2 separate regions of the Homo sapiens genome follow, and region 2 is linked to region 1. A link is a loop called in an ENCODE intact Hi-C map of the cell type or tissue named here. Cell type or tissue: thyroid gland. All regions are shown on one strand. Each heading gives the region's core, and the rest is flanking DNA. Links, peaks and the distances in the headings are about the cores only. Region 1 overlaps DNAH10 (dynein axonemal heavy chain 10). Region 2 overlaps ZNF664-RFLNA (ZNF664-RFLNA readthrough).

The links. Hi-C counts contacts between places; a loop is a spot of excess contacts. Peaks named below come from ENCODE experiments on the same cell type or tissue, not always from the same donor. Only the 100,000 strongest peaks of a DNase experiment are listed, where the experiment ranks them.
Region 2: a loop joins it to region 1, with 2.9 times the contacts of the local background. A loop is called at or near these places in 1 of 110 quality-filtered maps.

What each region holds. Positions count from the first base shown.
Region 1 is chr12:123,904,049-123,906,548 of GRCh38, forward strand. The region is part of intron 57 of DNAH10 (dynein axonemal heavy chain 10); the gene reads left to right. Among named protein-coding and RNA genes, the nearest start is that of DNAH10OS, 30 kb to the right of the region's middle. In thyroid gland, for the core only: a CTCF peak has its summit at 1,471 (motif pointing right); a DNase peak (open chromatin) is centred at 1,443.
Region 2 is chr12:123,994,975-124,010,656 of GRCh38, forward strand. All of the region lies in intron 2 of ZNF664-RFLNA (ZNF664-RFLNA readthrough), which reads left to right. The region is part of intron 3 of ZNF664 (zinc finger protein 664); the gene reads left to right. Among named protein-coding and RNA genes, the nearest start is that of ZNF664-RFLNA, 30 kb to the left of the region's middle. RefSeq lists a silencer at 317-416 and enhancers at 11,641-11,690, 11,711-11,770, 11,991-12,050. In thyroid gland, for the core only: a CTCF peak has its summit at 8,348 (motif pointing left); a DNase peak (open chromatin) is centred at 8,317; H3K27ac peaks cover 608 bases.

The sequences.
Region 1 (2,500 bases), core at 1-2,500:
TGAGCAGCGCTCCTTGTCCAAGTCCGTGCCCTTGTTTTCTTATTGGTGAAACATTTGTGAATTTGAGCATGGAATTCAGCTCACTCCAGGACAGAATGACCTCCCGGTTCATTCTTGGGAGGTCACTTGGAGGTGCTGCTGTGGTCAGCAAGAAGTCATTAGTTCAGTGTTGAGGATGGTGTCAAGGAGGGTATAAGGATCGATGTATTAAAACTTCAGCACTAGGCGTTGGAAGTTTAGGCTGAGGTACCAGGACACAGTGGAAGTGCACACCCAGCGGAGGGGTAGGAGACACGGTCAGCACACACATCCTCCAGGGAAATTTCTAGCTACCGGTGATAGGATTTGGGCCACTGCTCCCAGGTCAGCAGCATAAAAACATCGTGAAAGCAGAGACTAGGAAGGATTTTTGAAGGGGATTTATTTGAAGAGAAGGAACGGTGAGTCCCTTCCATCAATCCAAGGTGGAGGAGTGGGGGGGAGCTTCCATGGGGCCAAATAGAGGGCGTGGCATGTGTCCCCTGCAGTGAGACAGGCATTGCAGACAGGTGCCCCGCTCACCCCTGAGAAAGCCTAAGTACAAAAGGAATAATTTTTACACATTCATACATGGCTCTGCCTCTTTGCTGTGTGACGTTTAGCAAGTCATCTAACCTCTCTTTGCTCCAGTTTCTTCATTTGTAAAATGTGGATAAGAATTGTCTCGGCTGCATCAGGGTCTTCATGAGGATCATATGAGCCTATATGTGAAGAACTGGGCTGGGCACATGGTCAGAGCCATGTAAGCATTAGCTGTGATTATGGCTCCAGCATCCAAAAGGTATGCTGGGAAAAGCCCACGGCCACTGTGTCCTCTATCAGCTGTGGTCACCTTCCCACACTGCAACAGGTAGTATGGGTATATCATTTCTCATATACACTTCCTGAGGATTTTCATGCATGACCAAGGCAACCAGGTACACAAGGGTCTCTTCTCTTCCTGACTTCAGGTTCTGAGGGTTTGGAGAGCAGGGGATGCCTGCAAATCCTTTTTTCCTTCTTTTATATACAAATTATAACACCCTATGCATATCTTTCTGCATCTTTTCTGCTTAGCAGTATATTTTGGAGAGCTTTTGCATGTTGATGTATGATGAACTTCCCCGATATTTTAGAACATTCCTTCACATTCCATTGTGTGGCTGTGCCGTAATTTATTTAACAAGGCCTTACTGATGAGTTTGTTAAATAAATTGATTGTGTCTCCAGTCTTTTGCCTTTACAAACAGCGTGGCAAAGAATAAATCTGACCATAGTTCATTGTGCACGTGGGCGAGTCCACCTGCAGGATACATTTCTGGAAGTGGAATTGCTGGGTCCCAGGGTGTAGGCATTTATAGTGTTCATAGCTGTTGCCTAATCCCCGCCGTGGGGATGGAACCTATTTATCCTCACCAACAATCCAAACGAGTAGTACCTGCTTTTTCCTAGACTTACCAACAGGGGGCGCGATCACATGTTGGGATTTTTGCATATTTTGTAGATGAGTGGTACTTGTGTAGTTTTAATTTGCATTTCTCTTAGTGTGAGTGAAGCTGGCCTTTTTTTTTTTTCCTATGAGAAAAGTGTGTCTAAGAGTTATGTGTATTTCCTTTTCTGTGAACTTGGTTTGCGTATCTATTGGGTCGTGGTTATTGTTGCTTTTTATTTCAAAACCATTTCCAGGGGCTTTTTATATAATGGGGAGCTCAGCTTTTTATCCATAAGGTGAGTTGCAAATCTTTTCCTGGTTTGTCATGGGCTATTTGACTTTGTTTATGAGGTTTATGTGTGTGTTTGTTTTTGCCATCTATGTTTATTTTTATGTGGCAGGTTTTAGCAATATTTTATTTTGTGGCTTTTTTTTTTGAGACAGAGTCTTGCTCAGTCACCCAGGCTGGAGTGCAGTGGCACGATCTCGGCTCACTGCAACCTCCGCCTCCCGGGTTCACGCCATTCTCCTGCCTCAGCCTCCTGAGTAGCTCCAGCCTCCTGAGTACCTCCAGACGCCCGCCACGACGCCTGGCTAATTTTTTTTTGTATTTTTAGTGGAGATGGGGTTTCACCATGTTAGCCAGGATGGTCTCGATCTCCTGACCTTGTGATCCACCCGCCTCGGCCTCCCAAAGTGCTGGGATTACAGGAGTGAGCCACTGCGCCCGGCCTTTGTGGCTTTTTTTAAATTTATTTTTTGAGACAGAGTCTCATTCTGTCACCTAGGCTGGAGTGCAGTGGCGCGATCTCGGCTCACTGCAACCCCTGCCTTCCAGGTTCAAACGATTCTCCTGCCTCAGCCTCACAAGTAGCTGGGGTTATAGACACCCACCACCATGCCCGGCTAATGTTTGTATTTTTAGTAGAGATGGGCTTTCACCATGTTGGCCAAGCTGGTCTCAAACTCCTGACCTCAGGTGATCCACCCACCTCAGCCTCCCAAAGTGTTGGGATTACAGGCATGAGCCACCGCACCCGACCTATTTTG
Region 2 (15,682 bases), core at 7,309-9,808, 98 kb after region 1:
GGGCATAACTAGGGGGCAAAGAACATCTGTTACAGTAAAGGCAATGATGAAAATGTACTATTTGCATACTCAGTAATCTGAGGAGGTTGGGATTACAAGCCCATTTTACAGACAGGAAGCTGGTGCTCAGACAGTTGAGAGCATGATCTGAGGGTGGTAGGGAGAGGTGTTGAGCATAGAGCCGTGGCCCATTGTGTGTTTCATCACGGTGTTGTGCAGCTAAGCCCCATCCTCTGCTGAGTAGAGCTATGAGTCAAGTAGGCTTTAAAAAAAATAGTTTACAGACAAAGAACATTTTCATATTAAGTGTGAGGCCGATCAGGCACTTGCCAAGAACCACATTTAGCCTCTGAGTCAATGCTTCACAGACTATTGTGTGACCTGGGGATCCTGCTAAAATGCAATTCTGATTTGGTAGGTCTAAGGTGGGGCTGAGGTTTTGCATGTCTGACAAGCTCCCAGGTGAGGCTGATAACGCTGCTCCATGGCTCAGTTTTGGGAATCAAATTTCCAGAGCCAGTTTACCATTTGTTCCTTAATACATGATATGAATGTTAATCCCAGTCACTCAGGCTTTGGAGAAGGAGAATGGAGGTGGGCGGAGATGGGTGGTAACTATGTAAAATTCTTTGTCAGTTAGGGCTGCCTGGTAATCAGCAACAGAAATGGACTCTAGCTAATTTAAGGTAAAAATGAATTTTAGAATGGAAGGGGACGTGGAGGAACCCAGTAGCGCTGGAGGTTCATAGTTGTAGGAACTGCTTAGATGTCTGTCCTGGGTGCTGTCACTAGCACATGTGAATGAACTCTAATTTTTAATGTCATCTTTGACTCTTCACAATTCAGAGTACGTGGAGAGAAGACTGGCTGGCTCAACAGAGGTCTGTTTTGTACCCCCTGACTGGACCAGGCACTGTAGTGAGAGGGAAGATCTGGGGATCTTGTCCTTCACAAGGGAGGATAGAAGAGCACCCTGATTTATCAGCCCATTATTGCCGCATAGAGAGGGAGAGGTAATCCCTGAACAGGAAGTTAGAGTGCAGTTAGGAAAGGGAAAGGAAAGCTCAGCAGGAAGGCTGACCTGTTGCCAGGCTCCTAAGCCATCTTTCAGTTAACAGTGTGCATTCCCTGTACTTACCAGGCAGGTACATTGAAGAAAGAAAGTATGTATTGAGCTTAAGTACTATAATAAATATGCATTGTTTTATGCAATTTTCAAAGCAACCTTAAGAGATGCAAGTATAGGTATTATTGAGGAAATGAGTCTTGGGGTTGAACAACTTGCTTGAGGTCACACTTAGTAAGTGGGAGAGCTGCAACTTGAATTACAAAGTTTCTGCTGCAGTATCATTTGTTGGCAGAAACTGCTGCTGCTTGGGGTAAAAGGTTGCTTCAAGTGGGCTGAGTGTGAGCATAAGTGGTGGAAGTTGGGGAGAATGTGTATGGACACACAGAGCTGGAGATGCATAACAATTCAAGATTTTGGAGATAGAATGCTCTGTAAAACAAGCTCAAATTTAGCTGTGTCTGTTAAGAGCTTCATGGCCTCAGGAAGGGCTTTCAGTCTCTTAGCTCTACCAGATTATGGCTTTGCCTGTGATGGGAAAGGATACTTCCACGGAATGGAAATTTAAGGTGCGAAACCCAAGGAGAGCAGGCAGGAATGGGGAAAAGTGTTCATCTGGAAATCAGACAGAGTGGACAGAATGTCGTTGGGGGCGGGCTTTATAATTGATGGGTAGCTTTTGCAGTGGCCAATTAGATTGCAGGGCTCTGTCCTCATTGCCTGGCCAGGGAGGGAATGAAGCTCATTCCTGCATTACCAGGACAAAGCCCACTTGTGTGTGATGGACGGAAGTAGGCTGGGTGCCCCATGTTATATGTATTATATACAAAACCCCCATTCACTCTGGCTAGTCTAATTGTGAAGCCACTGCTCACCCCTTCCCCAGGCTGCCAGCCACAGAAGTATGTATGTGTCGTTGACTTTTTGGTGTCAGAGGTGAAGACTGTAGATACTGTTTGTGGTTTTTTTGTTTCCTTGGGAGACAGAAGCAAAGAATAAAACTCTTGTAAAGGAAAGGAAAAATAAAGATTTTCTATGAAATGTAATCTCTTAAGTAAAAATATTTAAGTGAAATCTGCAACTTCTTTTTTTGGACGTGATTAAAGGTGAAATGACTCCGGGTTTTTAGAGCTAAAAGGGCTTGGGTGAAGTGTGAAATAAGCACCATCCATTCAGCATCACCAAAGAATAAACAATGCCCCTTGTGTACATAGAGCCCAGATGGAGGTAAGGACTGTGATGGCAAAATTTCACTGAGAGCATGCCACATCCTCCTTGTAGTTTCCTTGGGCTGCTGTAACAAAGTACCACAAGCTGGGAGGCTTAAAACAATAGAAATTTATTGTCTCACAGTTCTGGAGGCTGGAATTCTGGATTAAGGTGGCAGCAGGGCCGTGCTCCCTTTGAAGGCTTTACAGGAGAATCCTTTGCCTCTTCCTAGCTTGTGGTGGTTGCTAGTAGTCTTTGGCGTTCCTTGGCTTGTAGACATATCACTTCACTCTCTGCAGTCATCCCCACGTGGCCTTTTTCCCTGTCTGTGTGTGTGTCTGACTCTCCATGTCCTCTCTTTTATAAGGATAGCAGGCATTGGATTTAGGGCTCACACTAACACATTATGATGTCATCTTAATTACATCTGCAAAGACCCTGTTTCCAAATAAGGTCACATCCTGAGGTTCTGGATGGATATGAATTCTGGGGAGACACTATTCAACCCAGTATACTTTTTGCCTTTCTTCCTTAGAGCTCCAGCTAATCCAGATGCAACATTGACGAATTAGTGCCGGAATGAGTATCAGCACTTGGTACTGCAATTAGAACACGGGGATTTGGCTGTTGATTTATTTTTTGGGCTACACTGGGAGGGAGGCTCAGAGACGGTGTGGGTGTCTGAAGGAAAAAATACGTGTTAAGTGAAGTGAGGACTTCAAACGAAATCATACAGTTTTGGGAAACTGCATTGGATAGGGAATGCTGGAGCCAAAGAGTGTTCCCTGTTCCAGAAAGGGAGGTAACATTTGCAGGAGGGCTTCTGAGGTCAGAAGTTCCTCCTAGAAGTGCAGGGTGTATCAGCCATCTCAGGAGCTGATTTCCTGTGCAACTTTTTCTAATACCCCCGGGAGCCTTTCTTATACTTTATCCCTTTGTATGTTTATGGATCAGGTCCTTCCCACTCTTCGGCACCTGTGACAGGCTCCACAGGCTTCCAACACTTTAAATGCCTTCTGTTTTTCCTAAAAGATAGAGTCCTGAGCTTACAGGACTTCATAGGAAGACCTGTAAGTCTCTGTTGGTCTTTATAGGTGGACTACTATCTCCTGGGTGTCTTGTAACTGTAATGTTTATATTTTTTCAGAAAACCCTACAGAGATGCCTTGGTCACTCCAGATAAGAGTTTCTGTGGCTGAGAGGCCCCACTGTATGACTCCTGTTTCTGCCTGCTGGACTTCACTTTCTGGGGCTTGGCATCTGATGACCTCTGTATACATGCTGTGCCTCCTGTTCTTTATGTGGCCACTTCACTTTGTCCTTTGGGTTTCAGCTTAAAAGTAGAGTCAACTAGAAATCTTCATTACCATGCTGAGACTAGTTAGGATGCCCCTGGCTCATCAGCTGTAATGCCTCTGTCAAAGCTCCACTCAAACATGCTAGAACCATCGCCTTCCCCTCCTCAACTGTAAACCACAGAAATGCAGAGGCCCTGTCTGTTTTGTTCATCAGATCCTCCGGAGCATAGCTTACTGCCCAACAGATGCTGGGTGGTAAATAAATGTGGAATATGTGCCTGTGTGTGTGCAGCTCTGACCCTGTGCCTCAGAGGTCAGCTTCCAGGACTGTTGCCTCAATAACACCTCTCTTCCAAGTCTGTGTCAGGGTGGGCTGGCTTCTCTCATTGTCACTTATCTATGTCAAATAATCAACATGTGTTAGAGGACTAGGGATATAGGGATCTTTCTATAAAACCCTTCCCATTAATTAAGGGACCAAGAAGTTAATGTGGATCCTTTATATGTTATGATTACTGGCTTAGTGCATCGTCTCCTGAGCCAGGGCCCTTTGATTATCTTTCTTAGAGAATCTTATCCAGCCCCTATGACACAATTGCCTGCTGTATGCATGTGGGGAGATGAATCACATGGTCATCTCAACTCATTGCAGTTGGTAGTGGTTATTTTTGGTAGGGATTGGAGGCCGACATGTCATCTTCCCAGTTCTTTTTCACTTTTATCTTTCCCAGAAAGTGTGCCCTTATGCTTTGAGTGGCAAAATTATATACCACACATTCTGATAGATCTGGTTCTGGGTAGGAAATTAATTTGATCTCTGTTGAAATTGATTTTACTGTCAGAGTCTGCTATTGAAGAGGGGGATTATATATAGTTAGTGCTTCATAGGAAGACCTGTACTCATAATACTGCTGAAAGATCTGTGATACTTACAGGTTTCTTAAAATCAGAACAGTTGTCTCAAAAATAAGAAAATAGGTAATTTTCACTTGACTTTTATGACAAAGTAATTGTATAGTTATTTAAAAACGACTTTAGATTTTTCTGAGCCAGCAGTCCGAATTTCAGATAATGTATTCAAGATAAAAAAAGAAAAGCTCAGTCCAGACATCCAGAGAGGAGCGGTGTTGGGCTGAATCTTAAGTAGGACATGGACACTTCTTCCATTTATAAAAGGAAGAAAGGGCTAGAGTCGGGCAGTACATGTACCTTGATAGTTTGGCTGGAATTGGAGGGAGTTCTCTGATGGGTTCTCCCTTTTCTGTGTGGCATTTGGTTTGAAGAGCAGAGCTAGCTGCAGGTCAGACATAGATTGAACATGGGGAAGGGGGCAATAGCCACATAGCAAGTTGGGGTGAGGTCACACAAGCATTCCTGAGGCTTGGAAGACCCAGCTGAGGGTATCACTGTGAAGACCTTGGTGGTCTATGATTCTGTTAGCATGTGAAGGTAGAGATTTGGATTGGGATAGGGGATGATTTCCTTTAGAAGGAAGGCCCGTTTGTCCTTTGACGATTCTCATTTGGCAAAAACTCAGTTTTGCAGAAACTTAGCTATCTGCCTTCCCCATGCAGCCCCTGAGGAACTGAGCCCTGGGCCAAATCCATGCCCACCCTCGATGCTGCTGGCAGTCTCCCTACGTTTCTTGGGTCATGCCACTCTCCCACCCTCCAGACAACCATCTCACACCACCTCTGTTCTCCTCAAACCTCCAGGCTCCCCATTGCCCTCTCCTTCTCAGCAGATGGCCTTGCTTCCTGCTTCCCAGCAGCCAGGGACTGTCAGTTTCTACTTAAACACACACACCACTTCCTACCTTCGCCTGTTCATAGAGGCCCGTCCTTCTCCTCTCCAGAGCTCATTCCTCTCGTGGAGCTTTGGATCCTGTCTCCATTGGCCCTTTCTGTTATTTCTTTTCTCTCCCATAGTTTAGTGGAATTCCTCTCATTTTTATTTCTTCCCTGAACTTTTCCTTGAAGTCTAACATGCAGATTATAAATAGGGCTGTAGTGTAATGAATTTTCACAGCTATGAGTTGAGCACACCTGTGTGCCCCAGTGCCCAGATAAAGACAGCACATGACAACGATCCCTAGAAATTCCCTCGTGCATCTTTCTAGTCATTAGCCCCTCTGTCTGCTCTGTTGTGTAACAGCATCAGTTGATTTGCTTGTTTTTCAACTTTATGTAAGTGGAATCATTCAGTATGTGCTCTTCTACTTGGCTTCTTTCAAACTCAGTCATTAAATGTTGGTCTCCTGTAGCTTAGTCCCAGGGCCCTCTTCCCTTTTCACCCTTTGTTGGTAGGCAGTCTTATTCCCTCCCCCTGTTTAAGTTACCATCTAAATGTTAACGGCTCACACATGTATACCTTATAAAGTCCTGATCTCTTATCTCAGTGCCAGTTCCATCCATCTAGCTGCTGTCCTTGACATCGACTTTTGGATATCATGAGCATGTCTAAAATGGAAATCACAATCTTTGTCTTCAAACCTTGGTCTTTCTAAAGTTTTCTGTCTTACTGAATGGCTCCATCTCCATCCAGTTATTCAAATAAAAGACCTGGGGGTCATCCTTGGCATTTCCTTGTCCCTCACCCATTGTATTGAATCTGTCACCAAGTCTGATACATTTTTCTCTCATCTCCACCATTGCTTTAGTCCAGATTATGATCATTGTTTCCAACCCAAATGACTAAGATGATCCCCTACCATGTTTACCCCTAAATGCTCTTGCTTTCTACCCATCCTTTAATTTCTGTACTTTAGCTACAGTTTTCTATTTAAAATGGAAATCTGATGTTACTACCAAATTTTAAAACAAAAGCTAACCGCTCTGGAGGCTTCCACTGCTACTAAGATAAAGATCACGATGCCTAGCTTCTACCCTCTCATCTGGCACTGAGCGTCTCCAGCCCCGCTGGCCCTGTTCTGTCCCGTGCTTGCCTCCTGCCCCTCACCATGGTCCTCCACGCATGCCTTTCCCTCGGGTCATGTATCTTCTCTTCACCCTGCAGAGGCCTCCTCTAGATCTGAGGTCAGCCATCAGTTCAAAGTGGTCTCCCCTGACCTCTGACCCCTGACCAGGTCAGCCTCACTTCCAGCCCAGCCTGAGGTGCTCAGAGCACTGTGCAGGGCTGCTTTGGAGCATTTCACATAGATTTATTTGACATTTCTTTGTGGACACCTTGATGAACATTGTCTCCCCACTAGACTGCAGCTTGCACTCGGAAAGGGACTGGCTATGATTCTGCACTGCTGAAGGCACAGAAGCTGACATAGGTTAGACACTCAGTAAACATTTGGTGCTTGAATGACTTTGGAAGACAAAGAGATGAAGGAGTTTTAGAGATTCACAAATTTCATAAATTCTCTGCAGTTTCTGCTGATCAAGGAGCTTGCATTCAAGAGAGCAGGGAGAGGAGCACAACAAAGGAAGCATGTGCAAAAATGAGCACAATAATTCCAGGCAGTAAGTGGTAATGTTCTGTACAAAAGTTAAATTAAGCAGAAAGAGGTGGTCAGAAAGGTGTGAGGGCAGAGAGGTAAGTCAGCTGAAACTGACAAGCCCGGGAGCCGCTTTCTAGGAAGACAACGCATGTGCTGAGGCCTGGGTGTTGAGCAGATGCCAGCTCCCTGAGGACCAGGAAGAAACTGGGCAGGGGGCTCATGTGAAGGTACTGAGGGCACATGAGGCTGGCAAGCTTGAAGACTAGAAAGGAGATGAGGGAGGCTGGTGTGTGGTTTGCAGAGAGTGCAGGAGGTGAGGTTGGAAGGAGGCGGTGGCTGGGCCACCTCCAGCTTGTGAGCCAGTGAGAGGATGTGTGTTCTAAAGAGCAATGGAAGGATTAAGCAGGGCAGTGACGTTCTCTAACTTACATTTTTAAAAGATAAGGGTGACTACTGGTAGAGGTCCAGTTGTGGAGGAGCAAGAATGAAAGCCAGAGAGACCTGTGGTTGAGAGGCTGTTGAAATAGTGCAGGCAGGAGGTGACCGTGGCCTGGATAGGGTGGAGCTTGTAGTGGCCATGGAGAGATGCAAGGGCAGGGCTGGGTTATGTTGTGGAGAGGAGGTAGAGTGTGCAGTGATTTGCACTGGTGGGGCTGGAGGAAAGCAGAATTAAGGACAATGCATCTGGATGGATGTTGGTGTGCTTGACAGAGATGGGGAAGAATGAGGAAGGAACAGTTTGAGGGGAGATTTGGTTTGGAAATGTGGTTGTAGTGCCTTTCAGCAGAGATTATGGAGCAGTCCAGGGCTAGAGATAAAAATGGGAGCCAACATCTAAAGAGTATTTTAGATCACGTGACTGGTGAGATTACTTAGAGGGTATAGATTCAGAAAAGAAATGGTCCCAAGCAGGAGCCCTGAAGCACCCCAGGATTTAGAAGTTGAACAGAAGAGAGGTCAGCAGTAAAAGGAACAAGGAGTGGCTAGTGAGGGGCAGGGACGGGCCAGCTAAGAAAGCAGGTGTTTCCAGCCCTGTCTTGGGGCCCTGTCCTGACAGAGGCAGGACATGTTGGGAAAGAAACATGTTTTCAGTGGCATGTTGGGAAAGAAACCCGCCTGCAGGGGTGGGGCTGTGGTATCCAAAACAATTTTAAGAAGGAAGATACTAGAACATGTTTGTATGAGAATGGACCTATAGCTAGGATGGAATTGACAGTGGCAATGAGAGGGAGTACTTACAGGATTCCATTTGGAGAAGGCCCAGGAAGTGCACTCATGGGCACAAGTGGAAGGGCTGGTCTTTCCTAGGAACAGGGCACCCCCTGTTGGAGTAGAAGGTGTGAATGCAGGTGGCCTAGTGGATTTGCAGTAGGAAAATGAAGGGCTTGCCATCTAATTGCATCTTTTTTTTTTTTTTTTTGAGACAGAGTCTTGCTCTGTCGCCCAGGCTGGAGTGCAGTGGCACGATCTCAGCTCATTGCAACCTCTGTCTCCCAGGTTCAAGCGATTCTCCTGCCTCAGCCTCTGGAGTAGCTGGGATTACAGGTGCGTGCCACCATGCCCAGCTAATTTTTGTATTTTTAGTAGAGACGGGGTTTCACCATGTTGGTCAGGCTGGTCTCGAACACCTGATGTCATGATCCACCTGCCTTGGCCTCCCAAAGTGACGGGATTACAAGCGTGAGCCAATGCGCCCAGCCTGCTTCTATTTTCTTAATCAGAAACAGGCTCTTGGCAGGTTATCAGCCACGAGTGAGGGAGTCAGAGGGAAGATGGGAGATTTGAAGAGAAAGGAGAATGATGAAGTAGCAATTTAAAGTATTGGGAAAATGTGTGTACTGAAGACTTTTGGAGGAATTTAGGGGCACTCCAGTGCCCATTTGAGATGTGTGGTCGTGAGTTAAATAAACCTGGCATTATTCAGCCACTTGGGTGCGTGTATGGATAGATGGAGAGTTGGGTTTGAATAAGGTGCGGTGTCACTGAGAGTAGGTGGGGCCAGAGAGTTCTGGTGAGCGCAGAGAGAAGCTGTGGACAACAGACAGGGAACAAAGGGTCAGGCCACTGGGTGCAAGCCTACTGCATGAAGTTCCTGGAGCCAGTTAACTGGAAGGGGAGGGAGCACCCGGTGTCCAAGAATGGGTTGCTTAACACAGATTTGGGAGGGAGCACAGTTTCTGGGGGTGATAGAGCTAGAGTGTGGCCATGGAAACAGTGATGATGACAGAAGAGAGAGGTGAACCTGGGTGGAGGGAGGGCATAAGGAACCCAAGCCAGCATGGAAGCCAGGAAGTAAAGACAAACAGGGCCACATTAGTAGGACAAAGATTGAAAGAGGACTGGAGGTCCTGAGGGAGCAAAGAAAAGGTTCCATAGGATTAACAGAGCAGAAAGCTGGAACAGGATGTTTTGGTTAAAGGCTAGAGTTTCACTCAAGATGGACAGATTGCTTACAGACTTCTGGACTTGCATAGGTTGGTGTTGTCAGTGGAGGCGGAGGCAATGTTTATTTAGCTTTGTAATTTAGAACACTGTTGTATTCTTTCTTACGGCTTTAGATTGTCATACAGGGATTTTCTAAGCCAGGGGTCCCCAACCTGTGGGCCACAGATGGGTACCAGTCCATGGCCTGTTAGGAACCAAGGCCACACAGCATGAGGTGAGTGGTGGGAAGAAAGCCAGTGAAGCTTCATCTATTTATAGCTGCTCCCCATTGCTTGCATTACCTCCTGAGCTCCACCTCCTTTCAGATCAGCGGCGGCATTAGATTCTCGTAGGGGCGTGAACCCTGTTGTAAACTGTACACGCAAGGGATCTAGGTTGCACGCTCCTTATGCGAATCTAATGCCTGATGATCTGTTACTGTCTCCCAACACCTCCAGATGGGACCACCTAGTTGCAGGAAAACAAGCTCAGGGCTCCCACTGATTCTACATTATGGTAAGTTGTATAATTATTTCATTATATATTACAATGTAATAATAATAGAAATAAAGTGCACAATTTAAGTGTAATGCACTTGAATCATCCCAAAAACCATCACCCCTGCCCCCAGTCTGTGGAAAAATTGTCTTCCACAAAACTGGTCCCTGCTGCCAAAAAGGTTGGGGACCACTGTTCTAAGCAAAGGCTTCCTGGCTTCCATTTTATTATGGAAAATTTCAAATGAACTCAAAAGTAGAGAAAAAAACAAAATGTACTCCTATGGGCCTGTCACCACACGAGTTGAACCCAGGTTAAGAAACCGTGAGCTTTTTGCTGTTCTTATTTTGTCTACCCTCTCTACTTTTTTGTTCACACAAGAAGCCAGTTTATTACTTGAGTTGGGTTTTGTTGAATGACCACAGGTCACATACTCGGTGCTGGCAGTCTTACCATAACATGCAGTCAGCATTTTTGAAAACAATGTAAATATATAATACAGTTGTCTATCTTTTAGTTTCCAAAGTTTGTTACTTCACATTTTGACTGGATGATAATTTATAGAATGTGTGTGTGTGTGTGTGTGTGTGTGTGTGTGTGTGTGTGTGAGAGATAGGCCAGCATGTCTGTATTATCCTCATTATATAAAAAGAAAACAGATGCAAAGTAGTGTTAGGTGACATGTTGGCCTGAAGTTCCAAGATTAAGTGGGAATACATTTTAAAGTTCCCTCTTTGCTGTTCCCTTCTCTTGGGAATGTTCTTCATTCATACAGCATCTGCCCTCCATCTCACATCCCCCGTCTTTCTAAAGGCATCACTGGCCCATCCCTACAACAAGCTGTCTCCATGCCAGCCCCAAGTGCTAGTAAGACATTGTCCTATACCTCCCTGGTACTGGGCTCTGCACCAGTGTGCCCTTCTGCGTACTCTTTTCTTCACCAGCCTGGCAGTGGGATGTTAGTTGCTGGGCGGCGCTATTCTCTTCCTCAGTTGGTGGTGACAGCTGGGTCCCTGTGCCTCTGCAGTTCTTGCACGGAGGTCATAGCCTTGCGCAGAGCAACACAGACGAGGCACTTGGCCTCCTGCTTAGTAGTCGGCATCTGCTGGCTGAACACTGTGGACATAATCTGATGTCAAGGCTGAATGGCTGCTAATTCCTTTAGGAGTGTAACTGGATTTTTCTCTCCTGCCCAGTCAAGGTGATTAGTCTTTATTTCATATCCAGCCTGTGTTGAATATAATCCAGTTCATAGTCCACTTTGTGGAACATCGATTGTAGCTTACCAACCTCTACCTCCATGTAAATAGTTGGCATTCCTCTGATGCTCTGGTCATCCCATTAGGGCTGCTGCAACCAACTCCTGCAGCCTCGGCCCTATGCTGGAGTGGTAGTCTCCCCTTCATGCAGCGGGTTCGCCTCTTCTGCCGCTAGAGTGAGGAACTTTTGGTCTGAACAGCCTTCAAGGGAAACCAGCTTCATTCTCCCAGCCTGTTAGTCCTGTACCCCCGTCTTCAGGTTCCCCTTTCTTATGCCGTGACCCAGAGCACGTGTTCTCTCAGGATATGGTTCTTGTATTTAAGACTCAGTTTTTGACTTCCTTGAATCTTAGCATCAGTTCTTTATTAGCTAGTTGCCCTCAATTTTAATTGTACTGAAATATTAGTACTGATTCAGTATTCTGTGGTATCACAAACTACAGGGAGAGAGGAAAGGCTCCTTTTCATGAAAGGTGAGGATTTGAGGTAGATGGGCTAAATTTTAAGCTTTCGTTTTCTTGGTTTTCAACTGCACTGTCATTTTGTTGTTTGAGTTCTCCTCCAGTGTGAGTCGAGTGCACAGGATGCTGGGGGCGTTCCTGAGCTTGCAGGTGCAGGCTCTGAGTTTGTCCTTGGCAGCCTTCCTCCTCAGGTCAGAAAGAGGGACTTGCAGTCATGTGGGATGTCCCCTTGAAAGCCCCAGTAGGACGTTGATTTTGAGACATAAGGGGGAGTCTGGAGTGAGAGATAGCCTTGGGAACGTGGTGTGTTCAGGATCTGTGAGCTCTGTGGGGTTCCATAACCTGTATCTGCCTCTGGATTTACAGCTGCCTCTATCTGTGTGGAAGAGTTGGGTGGGGGCTGTGTTAGGCGAGTCTGTACTGGAGATCCTTGCTGTGTGTTGGCCTTTCTGTTCTTTGGTTGGTCACGTGGAAAATTTGCCGGAGTTTCTTTTATCTTTCTTTTTCCTACAGAATGCACCTTAACCCCTCTCATCCCCCCACCGTGCAGTGAGACTTACAGACAGGTCTGAGAATTTTATCTGGAAGGAATGGCAGTGCCTGATGCCTGAAGAAGAACTCTAGTGGGAGGTCATGTTGGACTCCCCTGTCAGGGACCTTGGTATTGAACTGTTGCCCTTCTGAGCAGAGTTGGACTCTCCTGAGGCTAGGCTGGCGGAGTACCCTAACCCTGGCAGCTTGATTCCTGGAGGGGGCTCTGGAAGACACCCCTGCTGGGGTTAGCTTGCCAGGCAAAAGAGCAGAGCGCAGTGCTGCTGCCTTTGTCTTTTGCTTGTCGCTGCCCTGCAGCCACTGCCTTCGCCTGCAGCCACTGCCTTTGCCTGCTGTCCAGAGGCCTCTTCCTGTGTTCATTCTCCTGTGCTCAGGATTGACTGGGGAAATGAGAGCCGTTTCGGGGATTATATTCGTTTCAGTCACAGTTGCCCCTCTATGCGGTGGTCCTGGGATTAGTTTGCCATTGCCAGAAGAGCAGGAAAGGAATATCTTAGCATTCACAGATTTTTTTTTTTAACCATGAAAATTTCAACCATACACAATATTTTACAATAGAATCTTTTAGAGTAGACTATTATCTCTTACCTAAATGCAATGGTTACAATGATTTTACCACATTTGCTTTGTCTGCTCTTTTTTACTTTCCCTTTTTTTGTTTGTTTGCTGAAGCATTTTAAGTCACACATGTCAGACGACATGTCCCGTCATTCCTGTTCTTCACTGTGCATCTCTAAGGCTGTAGACATTGGTTTACATAGCTACAATGACATGATCACATAGTTAACAGCACACAGTGTAATCTCATACCCCGAATCACATTTCCTTGACTGTCCTCTTTTAGCAGCTGGTTTGCTTCAGATTGCAAAGAAGTTCCTCTGATTACATCTGATTGTTATGTCTCAAATCGCTTTCATTTAGAGCAACTCCTCCCACCTTACCGGCTTTTTTTCCCTCGTGTCCTTATTGCAAAAAAAAAGGGGCAGTTGTGCTGTAGAGTGGCTCACCTTTTGATATTTTGCTACTTGCTTCCTAGTAGTTCCTCTGTCCCTTCAGTTCTTTCCATTAAAAATTAGCTCCAGAGGCTTGATTAGGTTTTGCTTCAGTCTTTTGACAAGAATGTCTTCAGAGGGTGCTGGGTGTTTCCCATTGCACCACAGCAGGAGGCACACGTGTCTGGTTGTTCCTCTTTGAGTCATGCTAAGATCGATCCCTGGCTTCAGGTGGTGACAGCCTGGTCCTGGCAGTGTCAAGTCCTGGATCAGCCTTCCAGCCGCTTTTTTCACCCATTGCTTTTCATGGTTTGAATCAGGTGTTTGATGAGGAGAATGCACATATTAGCTGGTTGTTTCTTTGTCTTGAAAGAGAGTTCATAGAGGAAATAGGATAGATGCTTCTCTCCATTTAATTACCAATTTTTAGGGTAAAAAGTTGGGCCCCTAGTTAATTCCAATTTTGTTCAGTGCCTTGGGTCTCTCCATCTCTCTGCCTGCCTGTCTGTCTCTTTCTTCCCCATTCTCTACAGTCATTATGAGCTCCTGGGGTTTGTATATTGAATGCGTCTCACTCAATTGCCTTTCTTATTCCTTTTGATGCTCAGTTGCATGATTGGCTCTGTGTTCCTTTGGCACGGCCCTCTTGCTTTCTGGCATAACAGGATGTCCCAGGCTCATTTTGTAAGTGCTACTCTGGCTTTGAACCCAGCCATTCCTCCAAGGACCCCTTGCCTCTTGGTGGGGAGAGGATTTAAGGGAAGGGGCTGTAGGTGTGCTCATTGCTATCGCTTCTTATTGCTTCCAGGTCTTTTTGGTGATAACTAAAAAGAAAAAAAAGTGAATTCAGACTGATATGTCTAAGTCAAATTTTATATTACAGAATTTTTTCTTAACTTTGATTTTATACTTAAATCTAATTTTTCCTACATTGAATCTTGGCTCCTAACAACTTTAACATAAACTACTTATTTGTATTAACCTACTTTAAAATACACCACAGTAACAGTTAAATTGTTGAAAGAAGTGTGATTTCTTTGCAGCTTATTTGTCAAAAGAATATGTTCTAGGTATGTGCAATCAGTATACTATGCTCAAAAGCCATTTGTGGCTATGTCACCAATATGATAGGTTTATTCTCTTTATTTTGTTTTAACATTCATTTAATTTTATTTTTTAACTATAGAAACATATGTTTCCAGAGTCATGTAACAGTATATTCAGAGAAGTCTTAACTGTATTCTCCCCCATAAGTAATCATTAAATTAAATTCTGGATTATCTTTCACCATGCTTATTTATTTTATTTATTTATTTTATATTTTATATTTTATTTTAGATAGGGTCTCACTCTGTTGCTGAGGCTGGAGTACAGTGGTGCAATCTTGGCTCAATGTAGCCTTGAACTCCCAGGCTCAAGCCATCTTCCTGCCTCAGCTTCCTGAGTAGCTGCGACTACGGGTGTGTGCCACCATGCCTGGCTAACTTTTTAATTTAATTTAATTTAATTTTTTTTGTAGAGACAGGGTCTCCCTATGTTGCCCAGGCTGGTCTCAGACTCCTAGCCTCAAGTGATCCTCCCACCTCGGCCTCCTGGCATGCTGGGATTACAGGCATGAGCCAGTGTGCCAGGCCAGAGTTTATTTTATATATTACCTTCCTTTTTTGCAGAAACGGTAGCATAGAACATATACTATTGTGTACCTTTTTTTTTTTTTTTAACTTAACAGTGTGACCTGGGTTCACTCCATGTCAGTGCACAGTGCTTGTCCTCATTCCTTTTTGTCTTGTGAGGAGGTGCCATACTCGACTCGGCTAGTTCCCTATCGATGGCCTTCGGTTGCTTGCAGTTTTGCTGCCAAATACTGCCTCAGTGAATAACCGGGTATATCAGTCATTTCCTATTTTTACCAATGTGTCTTTAGGATATATTCTAGAATTATTACTAGGACAAAGGATAGATGCAAACATAATTTTTGTAGATATATGACCATTTTTGCCGAAATTTTGGGGACCTAATTGAATTTTGTAATTGTAACACTTTCACCTATAAGCAGTCCAGTTTATTTTACATTTTAACATTACATCTCCTCAAACACCCATGCATGTTCTCTTTGTATGGAACATATTAAAAGTGTTACTTTAAGAAGACCTATTGATTTCATTTAGTTAATTTTAAAGTATCATAGCGTATAGAGTAAAAGAAATGAAAAGATTGCTAAAACATAGTCCTAAACCTTAAAAGATTTCAGAGTGAATATTTTGAGATTTATTTTCTTCTTTTATCTCCTCCTTATTCTATTTGTGGTGTATTTTGTCCCCTGTAGGCTATCAAAGACTGGAAATAAGGCACTAAGAAATGTACCTTTATCTGCTCCACCAGAATGAAGCAGGATATGTGTGTGGGTGCCAGAGGGTGTCCTGAAGTACTCTATAGATTTTCAGAAAATATTCATTGAACACCTCTCATTGCCAG